Regions from separate parts of the Homo sapiens genome. Here all the other regions are linked to region 2. Evidence: chromatin contacts called from ENCODE Hi-C or POLR2A ChIA-PET data. All regions are on one chromosome and are shown on one strand. The core of a region is the stretch at or near the end of the contact, and the rest is flanking DNA. Distances in the headings are between cores, read along the strand shown.

What was found. Hi-C counts contacts between places; a loop is a spot of excess contacts on that map. ChIA-PET counts read pairs that join two places held with the same protein, here RNA polymerase II (POLR2A). Pooled maps may share reads with other maps.
Region 1: a loop to region 2 is called in a map of chondrocyte, with 5 times the contacts of the local background. The contact joins the enhancer-like site here to the promoter of PLPP3 in region 2. A Hi-C loop is called at or near these places in 14 of 168 maps with a recorded cell type or tissue (B cell, GM12878, MCF 10A and 8 more), 31 of 37 single-sample maps with no recorded cell type and 20 of 50 pooled maps. POLR2A ChIA-PET finds 5 or more read pairs at or near these places in 3 of 52 experiments (AG04450, BJ and WTC11).
Region 3: a map of ascending aorta shows a loop between it and region 2 (6-fold over the local background). The contact joins the enhancer-like site here to the promoter of PLPP3 in region 2. A Hi-C loop is called at or near these places in 4 of 168 maps with a recorded cell type or tissue (ascending aorta, ovary, posterior cingulate gyrus and 1 more) and 13 of 50 pooled maps. POLR2A ChIA-PET finds 5 or more read pairs at or near these places in 2 of 52 experiments (AG04450 and H1).
Region 4: a loop to region 2 is called in a map of PC-3, with 5 times the contacts of the local background. The contact joins the enhancer-like site here to the promoter of PLPP3 in region 2. A Hi-C loop is called at or near these places in 9 of 168 maps with a recorded cell type or tissue (PC-3, ascending aorta, chondrocyte and 6 more) and 17 of 50 pooled maps. POLR2A ChIA-PET finds 5 or more read pairs at or near these places in 1 of 52 experiments (AG04450).
Region 5: a loop to region 2 is called in a map of sigmoid colon, with 2.8 times the contacts of the local background. The contact joins the enhancer-like site here to the promoter of PLPP3 in region 2. A Hi-C loop is called at or near these places in 1 of 168 maps with a recorded cell type or tissue (sigmoid colon) and 2 of 50 pooled maps. POLR2A ChIA-PET finds 5 or more read pairs at or near these places in 3 of 52 experiments (AG04450, Caco-2 and PC-9).

Annotation. Positions count from the first base shown.
Region 1 is chr1:55,694,993-55,697,692 of GRCh38, forward strand. No RefSeq gene overlaps it. Among named protein-coding and RNA genes, the nearest start is that of LINC01753, 250 kb to the right of the region's middle. Within about 2 kb of position 1,344, at least 8 of the 41 ENCODE cell types and tissues checked have a DNase peak (open chromatin) inside an H3K27ac peak, as active enhancers do; they include PC-3, where a contact is called at or near this core.
Region 2 is chr1:56,578,286-56,580,985 of GRCh38, forward strand. It overlaps PLPP3 (phospholipid phosphatase 3), which reads right to left and starts at 1,278. Exons shown (of 6, transcript NM_003713.5): 1 at 593-1,278. The coding sequence starts at 731.
Region 3 is chr1:55,668,166-55,670,865 of GRCh38, forward strand. No RefSeq gene overlaps it. Among named protein-coding and RNA genes, the nearest start is that of LINC01753, 280 kb to the right of the region's middle. Within about 2 kb of position 1,371, at least 6 of the 41 ENCODE cell types and tissues checked have a DNase peak (open chromatin) inside an H3K27ac peak, as active enhancers do; they include ascending aorta and ovary, where a contact is called at or near this core.
Region 4 is chr1:55,583,810-55,586,509 of GRCh38, forward strand. No RefSeq gene overlaps it. Among named protein-coding and RNA genes, the nearest start is that of MIR4422, 360 kb to the left of the region's middle. Within about 2 kb of position 1,360, at least 5 of the 41 ENCODE cell types and tissues checked have a DNase peak (open chromatin) inside an H3K27ac peak, as active enhancers do.
Region 5 is chr1:55,812,414-55,815,113 of GRCh38, forward strand. All of the region lies in intron 1 of LOC105378740 (a long non-coding RNA gene), which reads right to left. Among named protein-coding and RNA genes, the nearest start is that of LINC01753, 130 kb to the right of the region's middle. Within about 2 kb of position 1,403, at least 3 of the 41 ENCODE cell types and tissues checked have a DNase peak (open chromatin) inside an H3K27ac peak, as active enhancers do; they include PC-9, where a contact is called at or near this core.

The sequences.
Region 1 (2,700 bases), core at 94-2,593, 880 kb before region 2:
TATCTAAAACCTAGTTCATGGGCTTATTCTGAACAGTGACAAAATGATATGTTATAAAGCATCTAATATAATGCCAGGCATATTCTTGAATGAATATTGTTAGTGTCAAAGAGAAACATAAACTTCCAATTGTTGAGGATGTTTCAGGCACCATGACAAGTGCTAGGAAAATAAATATATCAAAATATGCTTCTGACCTCAAGGAATTTCAGTAACATGGATACGAAATTATTGTTCTGATAGAAACTCTGTCACATTCCAGCTAGGTGACCTTGGATGAATCATTCCACTTTTGTGGGTCTCCGTTTTCTCTAAAATAGAGAAAATTGTACCTAATTCATAGCATTGCAGTGATGACTAAATGAGATGGCGCAGGACAAGATGCCTGGTACAGGGCTGCCATTTATGAAGTGTGTCTCATTACATCACGAGCTCTGATCTGGCCTATTTGCCTTCATGTTTCCAAGGGCCACTCCCCAGAGGAGACTCCTAAACACCCTGAAACCTTAGAGAGCTTTGCCCAGCCTCCTTGGCCATTTGACCCTGCTTCATACTTTATAGGCCATGTTAAGGAAAAAGATTGAAATTACAGTGGACCTGGAGCCAGGAAACCCCATGTTGAAGCCCTTGATTTGCCACTTTGAGGCTTAGAAAAATTAGAGTGCTACATAGTTATCGTTTCTGCATTTATCAGGGGAAGAGATTTGGAGTCAGGCAGCTTACTGTACTGGCTCCGCTCTTACTATGTGACATCTGATGGATGAGTCTCTCTTCGAAGCCTCGGCTTCCTCATTTGTGCAATCTCTCTAGGCTACCCCTGCTTCATGGGAGTATTGTTGTATTCAGTGTTAGCATGTTTTCAATATAATTAGTACAGTACCTGGCACAGAGTACATGGTTAATACATTTTCTTTATTATTATCGAATATTTTTATAATTCAAGACAAACTTAGAGGTATACAATAAAAATAGAGCTATAAGATGAAGAAATTAGTACTCAGAGAGGTAACTAATTTATTGTGATGTTTCATATATATCATTTCAATGCAGGACACCTAAGAAGCACTCAATATATATTTGTTCTATCCTTCTCCAGATATATGTCATTTTTAGTCCATGTATCACTTTTGAGATGCTTTGCTTTTTTAACATTTTTAGTCTGAATTTTTTTTTCCCTAAGGAGCTGAAATCCTCTCCCTGTGGATAAAAGTTATTTTTTCTGACTGGGAAGCTTCAGGCAAGATATTCATTGGCGAAAGTTACAAAGGAAGCAAGATGTGTGCTTGTTATGATCGTGAATCAGGCCTGGGGATCCAGGGCCCAGATTACTTGGCATCATGTCACACTCCAGGCCACTCATAGCTTTGTTATTGCTTTTGGTGATTCTTGTAGAGGGAATGAGTGAGTCCCTTGCACTGACACGCACATGTGCAAGCTCCTAATCACTCACATCCTCTCCTAATGACAGCTGATCATCGTGGAAAGCTGGAGGGCTCCAGGGAGAGGGGCTCCAGTGGAGTGCCTCTCTCGGCCCCAAAACAGACTATATGGACGCGGTGACTCACGGCTCAAAATGTAGTGAGAGATAACGCCAGGGTCTGCTTGGCTACTGCAGATGATCTTGGAAACTATGAAGCCTGAAGATAGATCACATTTCTGGGCTTTCAAAAGAACTCTGAAACCCTCTAAATTTAGATTGGGCTCTCTCCTGGGATCGGTCATCTTAGAGAGATGTCATTTCATTAGGAAAACCTGAATTGAAATCATCATAGCTCATCATGCTGTGAATTCATATGCCCCTGGCCCATGGAGCTCAGCCAGCAAGGCCTCCAGTTCACTTGCAGAGTTATTTTCCAGACCAAGCTCTAATCATCCTCAAACTGCTTAAAAGGTGCTAATAATTTTCAAGTGCCTCTCATGTCCTCTGTAGGCTTTCTGTTCAGTCTCTTGGTTAACCCTCTCTACACCATCACTAGGTAGACACTATTGTTCCCACTTTGCAATGAGTTTAAAAAGACTCTCATTGTTTAAGTGACTTGCCCAAGACCTCACAGGGGCAGAACCAGGAAGTGAACCTTGGTTGGTCTGACTCTAGAATCTCCTCCTTTTCACTCTATCGCATGGGACAGAGTTGTGGTCCTGCCTCCTTCCCAAGATTTCTGCACCCCATGTGTCATTGTTAGATCCTCTGCTAACTTTAGATTCCAGTAAGATAGCCCTGTTCCTGACACACTGTAGATACACAAACAAAATTTAACTGAAATGAAAATGTGATGAAGTGCGTGACATTGGGCAGGACCCAGGTTTTTCTATTCATAAAGTGAGGAGGTTGATGAGATGGTTGATGAGAGTTGTATGCTTTAGGGCAGTGGTTCTCAATACAGACTACACATTTGAATTTCTTGGGGAGCTTTTCAAAAACACCAATACCCACATATTTTTCTAGAAGTTTTGGTTTAATCAATTTGGAGAGGGTCCTAGATGTAGTATTTTATAAAAATGTACCAGTGATTCTAACAGGCCGGCAGGATTGAGAAGTACTGATTTAGAGTTCCCCAACCCTTCTATTCTTGCACCTTGTTGGTAAAAGTGATTGACTCATTGCTACAGTCAACTCTGTTCTATCTTACCACTGTCACATCTAATCTCACAAAATTTTCCATCTCCAGTATTTGGTCCAATCTTCCCTTTTTCTCTCTC
Region 2 (2,700 bases), core at 28-2,527:
TAGGCACTCAAGTGATTGCTGAAGCCGTGCCCAGCACCAAGCCCGGGGAAAGCACCTACAGGAGAGGAGCAAGTGAAAAGGCCGGCTAGCCAGTCTGGCGAGCCTGGGCAGCAAAGGCGGAAGGGCTGGATGTTTACATACAGCCGCCGGGAAGGCAGCTCGGCTCCAGGCAGGAGCCCGACTCTCGGGGCGATCCATTTCACTCGGATGGAGGGCGACCAGCTAGCTATACGCTGGCTCTAGAGCGCGGCTCAACCAACTTCCCCTACGCTAAAAGGACGAACCCACACCTTCCGCGGGATTCCGCCCGGGCTTCCAACGTGGAGACGACTTTTACTGAGCTGGTTTAACAGTTGCCCACGAACGCTTAAGCACGCCCAGACCCACTCAAGTACAGGCCAAGAAGTCGGTGGGATCGGGGAGGGCGGGGGCTTCGGGCCTGGGCGGCGCAAAGGCTCCCCAGGAAGGCTGCGGGGGCCCCCCGGAGCTGACGGCGCGGCGCGGCGCGGCGCTGCGCGGCCCCGGACTGGGCTGGGACGCGCGCCGAGGGACGAGGGGCCGAGGGGCCGAGGGACAGCGGGGCTGGGCTCACCCATGAAGAGGCAGAAGAGGTCGAGGCAGATGAGCAGCACCCGCTTGCTGCCGCTCCTCCTCGGGTTGTTGTTGAGCGCCGGGCTGCCGCCGTTCTTGCTCTCCGGGACGATCGCTTTGTCGTACTTGTAGTTTTGCATGGCGCTGGCTGCGGCGCGAGCCTCCCGCCCCGCGAAGACGTCCCGCAACAGCAGCCACACACCCAGGCGCCCGGGTCGCCTCCTGGCCGAGGCTGCTGCGGATAGTGGCGGGTCGGCCCCGGCTCCGGGCGCGGCGGCTAGAGTGCAGCCGGGGCTGCCTGCCTCCAACTGCAGAAGGTGGTGTTTTCTGCTCCTCCTGCGCGCCTCTGCTTTCCTCTGTCAACCCTAAATCGTTCTAAAGTCCAAGGGGAAGAGAGCCAGATCCCGAGCAGAAACTTTTGCAGAGCTGCGCAGCTTGGGGCGCGCTGTTGTGGCGCGCGTCTGAGTGCGCGAGCGAGCGAGTGGGCAGCGCGGGCGCTCGGCCACCTTCCTCCGCAGCTGGTTCCTTAATGAATGGGAGCTGCGCTGAGCCCAGCAACTCCGGAGCGCCAGCCCCAACTCTAACTTTGCCTCCTCCTCCTCCTCCTCCTCCGGCTCCTCCTGCTCCTCCTGCTGTTGGTGCTGCTGCCGCGGCGGCTGCTGCTGTGATCGCCTGGGTTTGTTTTCTGCACTTTTATTTCACGAGGTCCTTTAAAAAGAGAAGACGTGGGGGGAGAGAGAGAGAGGGACCTCCTTACTTGGCTCGGATGGGATTCCGAAAGCACAGCCCCTTCCTTAAGCTGCCTAAGACGTAGGATAATTAAGGCCACATTTTCCCCCACCCCCTTCAAAAAAAAAAAAAAAAGTCCTAAAAGGAAAAGTTACTCTCAAACCAGAGAAACCGGGAGCCCCTAGCGTTCAGAAACACCAAATTGTCACCAAAGAAAAAATATATATAAATAAAAAGAAACATTTTCTTGCTGGCCTTGGGTCAAGTAAAAGTTAGGGCTGTACAGCTAAAATGCATTTTTCCTCACCTACAAACCTGAGGCTTTCAGGTCTTTATTGTGACTTGAATTGTATTACCCTGAAAATATAATTTTTAAGGAAAACAAGTTGTTTGTTTGTTTAAGATCTTAACATCCAACACCGGGTACTACGCTAGATTTTGAGAATACTAAAATGAAAAAGACTGCACGACTGTGGAACCACATCTCCTGGATTTCAATCCTGTGACTCTGTGCCTCAGTTTCCCCGTATGTAACTAGAGATAACTGTTCCTTTTCATATAGGGTGGTTGTGAAGACTTAATTTGTTAATCCGTATAAGCTCCTAGAACAGTGCCCAGTACATAGGAAGTGCTCTGTGAGGGTTAGCAATTACCTTTTTTCTGGGTGAAGGAGTCTCAGGCAACCCCTCTCTTGGCCCCAAGAGTAATTCTACTACTATGGGGAATTCCAGGGCAGCCAAAATGCTCTCTGCTTGAGTTTCAGACAATCTAACATTTTTCCTTAGAGGCTGGCATCTTATTTTTAATTATTTTATGTGAGTTAATCTTTTTTCCAGATAGAGAATAAACATTTCCAGGGCAAGGGCCTTCCCTTGTATCTTCTATAGTGCCTAGCATGGACCTGGGCACAGTGGACAATAAATGGATGTTTTTTCCAGGTGGTTCTTTGTGTGCATTCAGAAATGGAAATATTTGTAGCTTTTTGATACATTATATGAATCATGTTCTTTCTTACACTGACTTGTTTTGGGTTTTGATAACTTTATATGCAGCCACCATCAACCCTTTCTGGTACAATTGCCCTTTCTGGTACAATCCTTTCACACTCCACACCCCTGCTCTCCTGCACGCTCTGCCTATAATGCATACCCTTTCCTCCTCTAGTTAGGGAAATGCTTCTCTTGCTTTAGTATCCTCTGAAATGTCACCTCCTCTCTGAGTACTTTCTTCATTCCTGCACAGAATTAACTTCACTGTCAACTCTTTGCTTCTAACTATTTTTTTTTCCCCCGAGATGGCGTCTCACTCTATCGCCCAGGCTGGAGTGCAGTGCCTCAATCTTGGCTCACTGCAATCTCCGCCTCCCGGATTCAAAGGATT
Region 3 (2,700 bases), core at 121-2,620, 910 kb before region 2:
TCTCTACTAAAAATACATAAAGTAGCCAGTTGTGGTGGTGTGTGCCTATAATCCCAGCTTCTTGGGAGGCTGAGGCAGGAGAATTGCTGGAACCTGGGAGGCAGAGGTTGCAGTGAGCCAAGATCGCGCCACTGCACTCCAGCGTCAATGGCAAGAAAGCAACTCCATCTCAAAAAAAAAAAAGAAAAAGACAAGAAATTATTCATGTAAGCAAAACCACCTGTACCCCAAAAAGTGTTGAAATAAAAATAAAAAATAATTATTTTTAAAAGTATATTAACAATAGAAAAAAAGATTTATTTAAAATTGGACCATTAAGGTAAGATTGAAAAGTTAAGAAGCTTGAAATTGGTGTGTGTGTGTGTGTGTGTGTGTGTCTGTGTGTGTGTGTGTGTCTGTGTGTTGGAGAGAAGGAGAGAGAGGGATAGTATATAGTGAGAATGAGGAAAAGAAGGGATAGAAAGTATAATACCAAGCACTTAGGTTACAAGGAGCTGTGAATGAGAATTCTCCAATTTGCTGTGAGTTTCCTAGCCAGGAAAGCAGAAAGTTAGGCTAATTTTATGTTAAAAAATCTTTGATCCTAGTAGTGATATATTATCCTGGGTGATTTTTCTTCTTACAGTGATGACACTGGCATTATGGGAGGGATAATTCTTTATTGGGTGAGACTATTTCACATACTGCAGGACATGGAGCTTCCCTGGCCTCTCTACTTGCTAAGTGCTAGTTGTATCCTCCAGGCACAACTGGACAATCAAAAAATGCCCTCATGCTTTGACAAATGCCCCTTAGGGGACAGTGTGGCCCCTAGTTGAGAACCACTGAACCTAACCCATTTGGTTTCAACAAAAGAGAATGTCAAGATTCAGAGAGTATTGTAGCTAACTGTTCAGGATCACACAAATCGTAAATGTCACAGCCAGATCCAAAATTCAGGTTTCTTGCCTCTAGTTTGGTTTCTATTAATGTTCCATTTCTCAGTGTTTATTTTGTTTTTAATAGACAGTTGATTTTACTTTATCAGCCACATACTGAAGCAAACCCACCTTTTGTGTTTGAAGATTATGCTTTAACTTTCCAATCTGTAAACCATTATCTTGTATGGAGAGACACTGGAAAAAGTTTTCCAGTTATCTCTTGGGCAGAAACCAGAGGGCCGCAGTACTCTTGGAAGCTTGAAAAGTTCTGAGTGAGAAGTCAGGATGCCTGATTTCCTCTACCTAGACTGTGCCAACGTGATATCTTGAGATTTCCCAGGCCAGCTTGACTCAATGATTCTAAGAATTTAGACAGAAAAGCCCAGGCTCTTCCTTCCTTGGCTGCATTAATGAAGGAGTGGCTGAGTGTCTCAGCCTGTGTGTTGCTATCATGACGTTCACTCAGTGTTGAGAAATGCCTTACAGATGCTGTGCTAGGTAAGGAGGAGCCAAATGTTTTCTAGCTCCCTTGGTCAGCACAGGATTGCCTGGGACCTTGGAGGAAAGAACTTTGCATTTATATCTGAAATATGACCTGAGCTTTTCTGTGTCTACAGCCTAAGTCTGTGTAACATTGATAGAATCTAATTCTCCCCTCAGAGCTTCACTCTGAGGGTACTGAACTCACATGGTTATTGGGGGTACTCTCTGACATAATGGGAGAATTCTTTGCCTGTTTAAGGCCGTATATTGTGGCAGAGAACACTAGTGCTTACCACAGGCCTGGTTTCCTCTTTTCTCAGGCACACAGCTAAGCCTCATCCCAGCCCTTTGCACTCATGGTAGAGCCAGTGGCAGGTGGGTAGTAGTGATGTATTCTCTTCTGCACAGTACTCGATCCTCTTTTTTTCTGTGGCTGCCTTGGAGGTCACATGGTGAAGATGGCAGTGCCACAAGATGGGAGGAATCTGAGCTCTGAATCACCGTGAAGAAGTCTGCTGGATGAACACTTGCTTGCACCGTGGAGTGGGCAAGAACTCTCAAATCTCAATGGCTTAACAACAAAGCTGTGCTTGTTATATAGATGATAGCCTCCCTTGACTAACAAAATTGTTAATACAACTTAGCCGACTGTGAAAAAAGCACATGAATGAAGACTTCTCTCATCTTCCCATAGCTTTCTATCTCTATCCCTCTGCTGTTAGGAGTGATTCTGAAAAGAATACTCAGAACTTACAGATAATTTTAATTTTTGTGTGTCTTTATCCAAGTGGTTCCAAAATCCACCCCACTCCCCAGCACCATTGCTGTTTAAAAGGCAAACAAACTTACTCTATGTGACCTTAGGAAGGTCATCTTACAGATGAGGAAACTGGTGCTCAGAGAAGCCAGGTTATTAGGTTGTGGTGAAGATTAAATGAGATCATGAATATGAAGCAAGGAGCACAGTGGCTGGCACATACAAAGCGCTCAATAAATGTCAGTCCCAACATTCTTCATTCTCCCCGAAGAGCAGAAGACTTTGTTTGCTTCCTGTCAAAAGAATCACTGAGCACAGGGAGTGGTAGTTCAGGGGTGAGGTAAACAATTCCTGATCCTCTTATCCCAACTGCAGCCCTGTATAAAATCTCATTTTTGTTTTTTGTGAGGTACCTCAGACTGGAGCAAGTATTGTTTTTCTAGCCTTGGCTTTTTGGACAAATAGCTGCTGTTCTTCTCTGGGCTTTAGTTTCTCTTTAGAATAGCAGGGCTGGACTAAATGAACTCCAAGAGCCCTCTA
Region 4 (2,700 bases), core at 110-2,609, 990 kb before region 2:
AACTCTCCAGGCATATAGGATTTCTTGGACCTTCATATTGAGTTTCTTAGGGAGACAGAGCAGTGAGCCATCTGAGGCTTTGTGTTCTCTGCTGCTCCCGTTGTCTGAGTCCTGTGGCCGCTGAGCCCTGCTGCCACTCTTCCCGTCCCAGACTCAGTTACTGCCACCAGGGCTTGGACTGAGGTGAAGCAAGAAAGGAAGCCATCTGCCTGGGCAATTACAGGAACTTGAGAAGAAGGCTTCCTTAAATTTTCACCCTAGGCCCTTCACTTGCCTCACCCTGATGCCAGCCTTGACCTCTTCTGGCATTCCGCAAACGTGTCATGCCCTCTCCCACCTCAGGACTTTTGTGTTTGCTGCTTCTTTTTGGCCTGGAACATTCCATCCCTGAGAGCTGTGTGGCACCCTCACTGCCTTCTGTCTGGGCTCTAAGATCACCTTGGAGGGAACTTCCCTGAGGTGGGGTGGCTGTGTCTTCTGTTTATCCCTCACCCAGTTTTATTTTTCACCCCAGCACTCAACAACTCCTGACACGTTTGTTTACTTCTTGCCTTGACCCTCCATGTGGTATGAATGACGGCCCCTGAAAGTGGCAGAGTGGGGGCAACCCTCAATACATATTGGTTGACTAAAGGATGGAAAGGCTGAGCAGGGGTCACCTGTCTTGCCTCCTCCTTCAAGATGTGACTTTCCATTCCATGGAGTCACTCTGGCTAATTCTTTGGTTTCATTGTCTCCTTAAAAATCTCTCCAAAATATTCAGGCTGAAAGTGCTTTGATGTACCAAGTTTATAGTACACACTCAGACCTTTTTTTAAAAAAATTCACTTTCATCTAACTTTTTGTATTAAAAAATCCTATAATCCCATAACCCACCACCTAGAGGCAGCGTGTTCATTGAGGTTGTTTGCTGTACTTCACATGTGTTTATTAAGACTGCAGTGAAATGGCTGTAAGTGGTAGCTGCTTGTCTGGCAGAGGAAGAGCATCCCTCTGGCCCCATCAGGGATGCTCTGGCACAACAGGTAGGATCTTCATCATTGCCCTCCCCATTCAAAGCCACCATGGCCCCCTTTGCCTGAAGACTGAGGTCTCAGCTCCTCCTCCACAGGGCTCTTGAAGTTCTGCCACACTGGGCTCAACCCCTTCCCAGTGCTCCCTCCCTTTTGCACCCTTAGAAACCTTTGCTCCAGCCAGACTTGTCTCCTCATTATCCTTCCAATATCTGCGTCTGCAGCTTTCTCCCTTAGAAACCTCATTATTTCCACAGCTTCAATTCCCCCACCCCCACCCCATTCTTTGTTTCCAGACCTCAGCTACAGCTCAAATTTCAAATTGCCTGTTGGCATCTCTTTCTGTGAGCCCTGCCAGCAACTCAAACTCAGCATGGCCAGAGCCTGCCTTTATTTTCTCTCCCCAAATTGTCCTCCTCTTTCCTCCCCACATTTCTATTAGGAGTCCCATCATTCTCACTGACACCCAAGTTGGAAATTTCAGAGTCTGATTAGCTTTTCTTTTTCTTTTGCCACCACATCTAGTGAGTCACCACATTCTATCAGTTCATCCTAATGATAGCTGTGGGTATGTTATTAGTCCATTTTCATACTGCTATTAAGAAATACCTGAGACTGGGTAATTTATAAGGAAAAATAAGTTTAATCGACTCAGAGTTCCACATGGCTGGGGAGGCCTGACAATCATGGTGGAAGGTGAAGGAGGAGCAAATGTACGTCTTACATGGTGGCAGGCAAGAGAACATGCATAGTGGAACTGCCCTTTATAAAATCATCAGATCTCTTGAGACTTAATCATTATCACAAGAACAGCAAGGGCAAAACCTGTCCCCGTGTTTCAATTACCTCCCACTGGGCCTCTCTCACAACATGTGGGGATTATGGGAGCTACAGTTCAAGATGAGATTTGGGTGAGAACACAGCCAAACTATATCAGGTATATTGACTAATCACAGACCCACTATGTGTCAAGTAGCATAGTAAGTCCTCACCTAATGTCATCCATAGTTTCTTTTTTTTTCTCTCTCTTTTTTTATTATAAGTTCTAGGGTACATGTGTAGAACGTGCAGTTTTGTTACATAGGTATGCACGTGCCATGGTGGTTTGCTGCACCCATCAACCTGTCACCTACATTAGGTATTTCTCCTAATGTTAACCCTCCCCTAGCCTCTCCACTCCCAAACAGGCCCTGGTGTGTGATGTTCCCTTCCCTATGTCCATGTGTTCTCATTGTTCAGATCCCACTTATAAGAGAACATGTGGTGTTTGGTTTTCTGTTCTTGTGATAGTTTGCTGAGAATGATGGTTTCCAGCTTCATCCATGTCCCTACAAAGGACATGAACTCATCCTTTTTGTGGCTGCATAGGATTCCATGTGACTGTGAAACAAAGTATAAAAACCAATTATTTTTCTTATCAAGATTATAAGGAAAGAAAGGTGAATGTGAGACATTATTCAAGGACCTGCTGTTTTGCTTCAAGTCACAGTTCCTAAGAACCTATTGATAACATTGAGGATTTAGTGTATTGTCCACAATCTCCAAAATGAGGCTGTATGATGCTTAGGGTACAAGTGAAGCTGGGGTAATACAGGGACCCAGGTATTCAGTGGCCTAACTTAAGCAGGTGTTTATTCCTCTCTTCTGTAATAGTCCAGAGGCAATAGTTCAGGGAGAGCAGGACTCT
Region 5 (2,700 bases), core at 153-2,652, 770 kb before region 2:
TCATAATTTCAGGATATTGAAGACAAGTCAGAGATAAGAGTCAAAAAAGAGGTAAATGGACTGCAAATATTACCTAGGGGGCAAAGGGAGTGACCAAGGAGGTGAAACCAAGGCCAGTTGTCAAGGGTCAGTGGTTACAGGTCATATCCTAAGTCAGGAGGCATTGCATCATAGTTGAAAAATGAAACCTCAAGGCAGTAAGGACTTGGCTGATATTAGGGTCACCAGATGCCAAGGTGGCTAAGAGTTGTAACAAAAGTTAACAAGTTATGGACAAAAGTTAACTTAAGAATGTTAATTGTGGAGCACTTTAGAATAGTGTCAAGAGTAAGACTTGAGTATCTGACGAATTTCTCCCAAGCACCAGAATCACACATACAGCCACAGACTCAATATCTCCACTTTATTGTCTCCCACCTCGTACATGGCCAAACCCAGGGCCATAGGCATAAGCTAAGGGAAACATGCTGCTGCATAAGTGGTGGGTCTGAGCTACCTGTTTATTAGCTTGTTTGAGACTTCCAGTTCCGCCCATGTTTGATCTTTAATGTACCATTTCAATCTTTTGATGGAGTGTTGCTGGGCCCATCTGACCTTATGACTTGGTGGGTCTGGCAGGATTCAGCTCATGATGGGGAGTGTGGGGGTATTATAACATTCAATTTGGTGGTGGTAGTTGAGAGCAGTTTGAAGGACTAACTGGTGATAGTACAAAAATACCCAGTCTCTCTTCTGTTTCTACTTCTATCAAAGAAAACATTTTTCAAGCTATGAAATAGTTATGAGGGCATAAACAAAGTTAGGGAAAAGATCAACTAAATTATAAACTATAAAGTTATCTCTACTTTTTCTAGGCTCAGAAGAGCACATCTGAAAGTAATTTTTCAGAACTTGTAGGTTTGACATAAGGATACTTCTGTTAATCAGAGAAAGAATAGGTTGCAAGAGTTGAAAATATGCAACTTTTGTAAAAGGATAAGGTAGAGTTTTGAAAGTTATAGGTCAGTGAGCTTAATGTCAACTCCTAGTAAATTTTAGAAAAGATTACTAAGCATGTGGAGAAGTAATAAAGAAGAAAGAACTATCTATGAGGAACTACTATGTTAAATACCTTACTACATGAATTCCTTTTAAAAAGGAAGTTTTAAATTGGTAAAATAAAAAGTTGTACAGTTATCCATTAGAGATGATATGGCATTGCTCAAAAAAGCTAACATAGGCCTGGGGATAACAGTGAATGTACATTGTCCATTTCAGGGGCCCGTGTTGTGATTGTCATCCTAGGACTTACCATAAATTCCACACACATTTTTCCCCAGTGGAAACTTCTATCATAGGGTTTGCCAGATCATATGGCCCAAGCAACAGGGCTGATTGCGTCATGGCCTGGACAAGCATCTGTTTGTTTTTGGTTTTTTTTTTCCTGCTCTGGGTCTGGTCAAGGCTGTCAGGCTTTCGCATCACCTGGGACATAAGCCAGAGCAGCTTCCCTGTGTGTGGGATCAGCTTCCTCCAGAACCTGAGGCCCATCAGGCATTGTGCTTCCTCCTTTGTGGCAGGAGATATAAGTGGCAGTGATTTGTTTTTTTTACTTTAGGGGAAATTTGAGAATACCTTTGACCATTGGACCTCTAAATATTTTATGGATATGGCAAACCTTTTAATATTCTGGAGTATATGTGTCTTACCAAGGCTGCCAGTATGCGGGCTAACTTACTCATCTGGATCAATCAACAGAAGTTCATTGATGTAATAGATCATTGTAATGTTCTACAGGGTATCCAGATGGTCCAGATAACTTTAAACTTATGAGATAAGGCAGAAAAGTTAACTTAGGCCTGGGGATAACAGTGAATGTATATTGCTCATTCCATCTGGCTAACAGGACAGCCGCCATTGCATGTTTTAGTGATACTAGTGTTCTACTCACTGGCACATTTTCTACTGCCTTCATAAAATTGCCCTCAGCATCTTCCTATGGGACACATCTGTTGGGTCTTCCAGTCATACATTATATACCCTTCAGCAAGTCTGTTTCTAAGCTTTTTAATACCTTCTTTTGCCACTTAAGCACAGCATTTTTTTTTTTGCATTTAAGCTTCGCTGAGTATGAGCTACAACGTCCATGCTTCTAGAAGCCATCATAATAGCAGATTCATACCATTTCCTGAGATCCTTGGCAGGCTGTTAAGTCCTGCCATTGTAGGAGATTGTGCCCAAATAAACTTTTCTTTATTTGCCCTCTTTGATCAACCATGTCAGAAGTCAGTTCTCCGTGTATTCTATCCTTTTCTGGTAACATATTGGCTAGGAGAAGGCTTCCTATCCATGTTTCCAGATATGACTAGGCTTAGTTACAGCATAATCTAAGCTTGGTCACCAGGAGGATAGAAGAGGTGCAGTTAGGTCACAAAATCTCTGCAATTCTTACAGCACTTTATTTGGCAAAGGGATGGGTGCTAATTCTTAGTAAACAAGGGAAGGCCTCATATGCAAGCACAGAAGATTCACATAGGTTAGGGGACCAAAATCTTCAGAGGTATCAACCCAAATGCATCTATATTCCATGTATTATGTTCAAGATTATAAATATCAAATGGGATCATAAATACGATGGGGAAAAATAAGGGGCACCTGGGACAGTTGCCACAATGATAAACATTTCTGCAGTCTCCTTATTTGTTGTGGGTATGTGTGTTT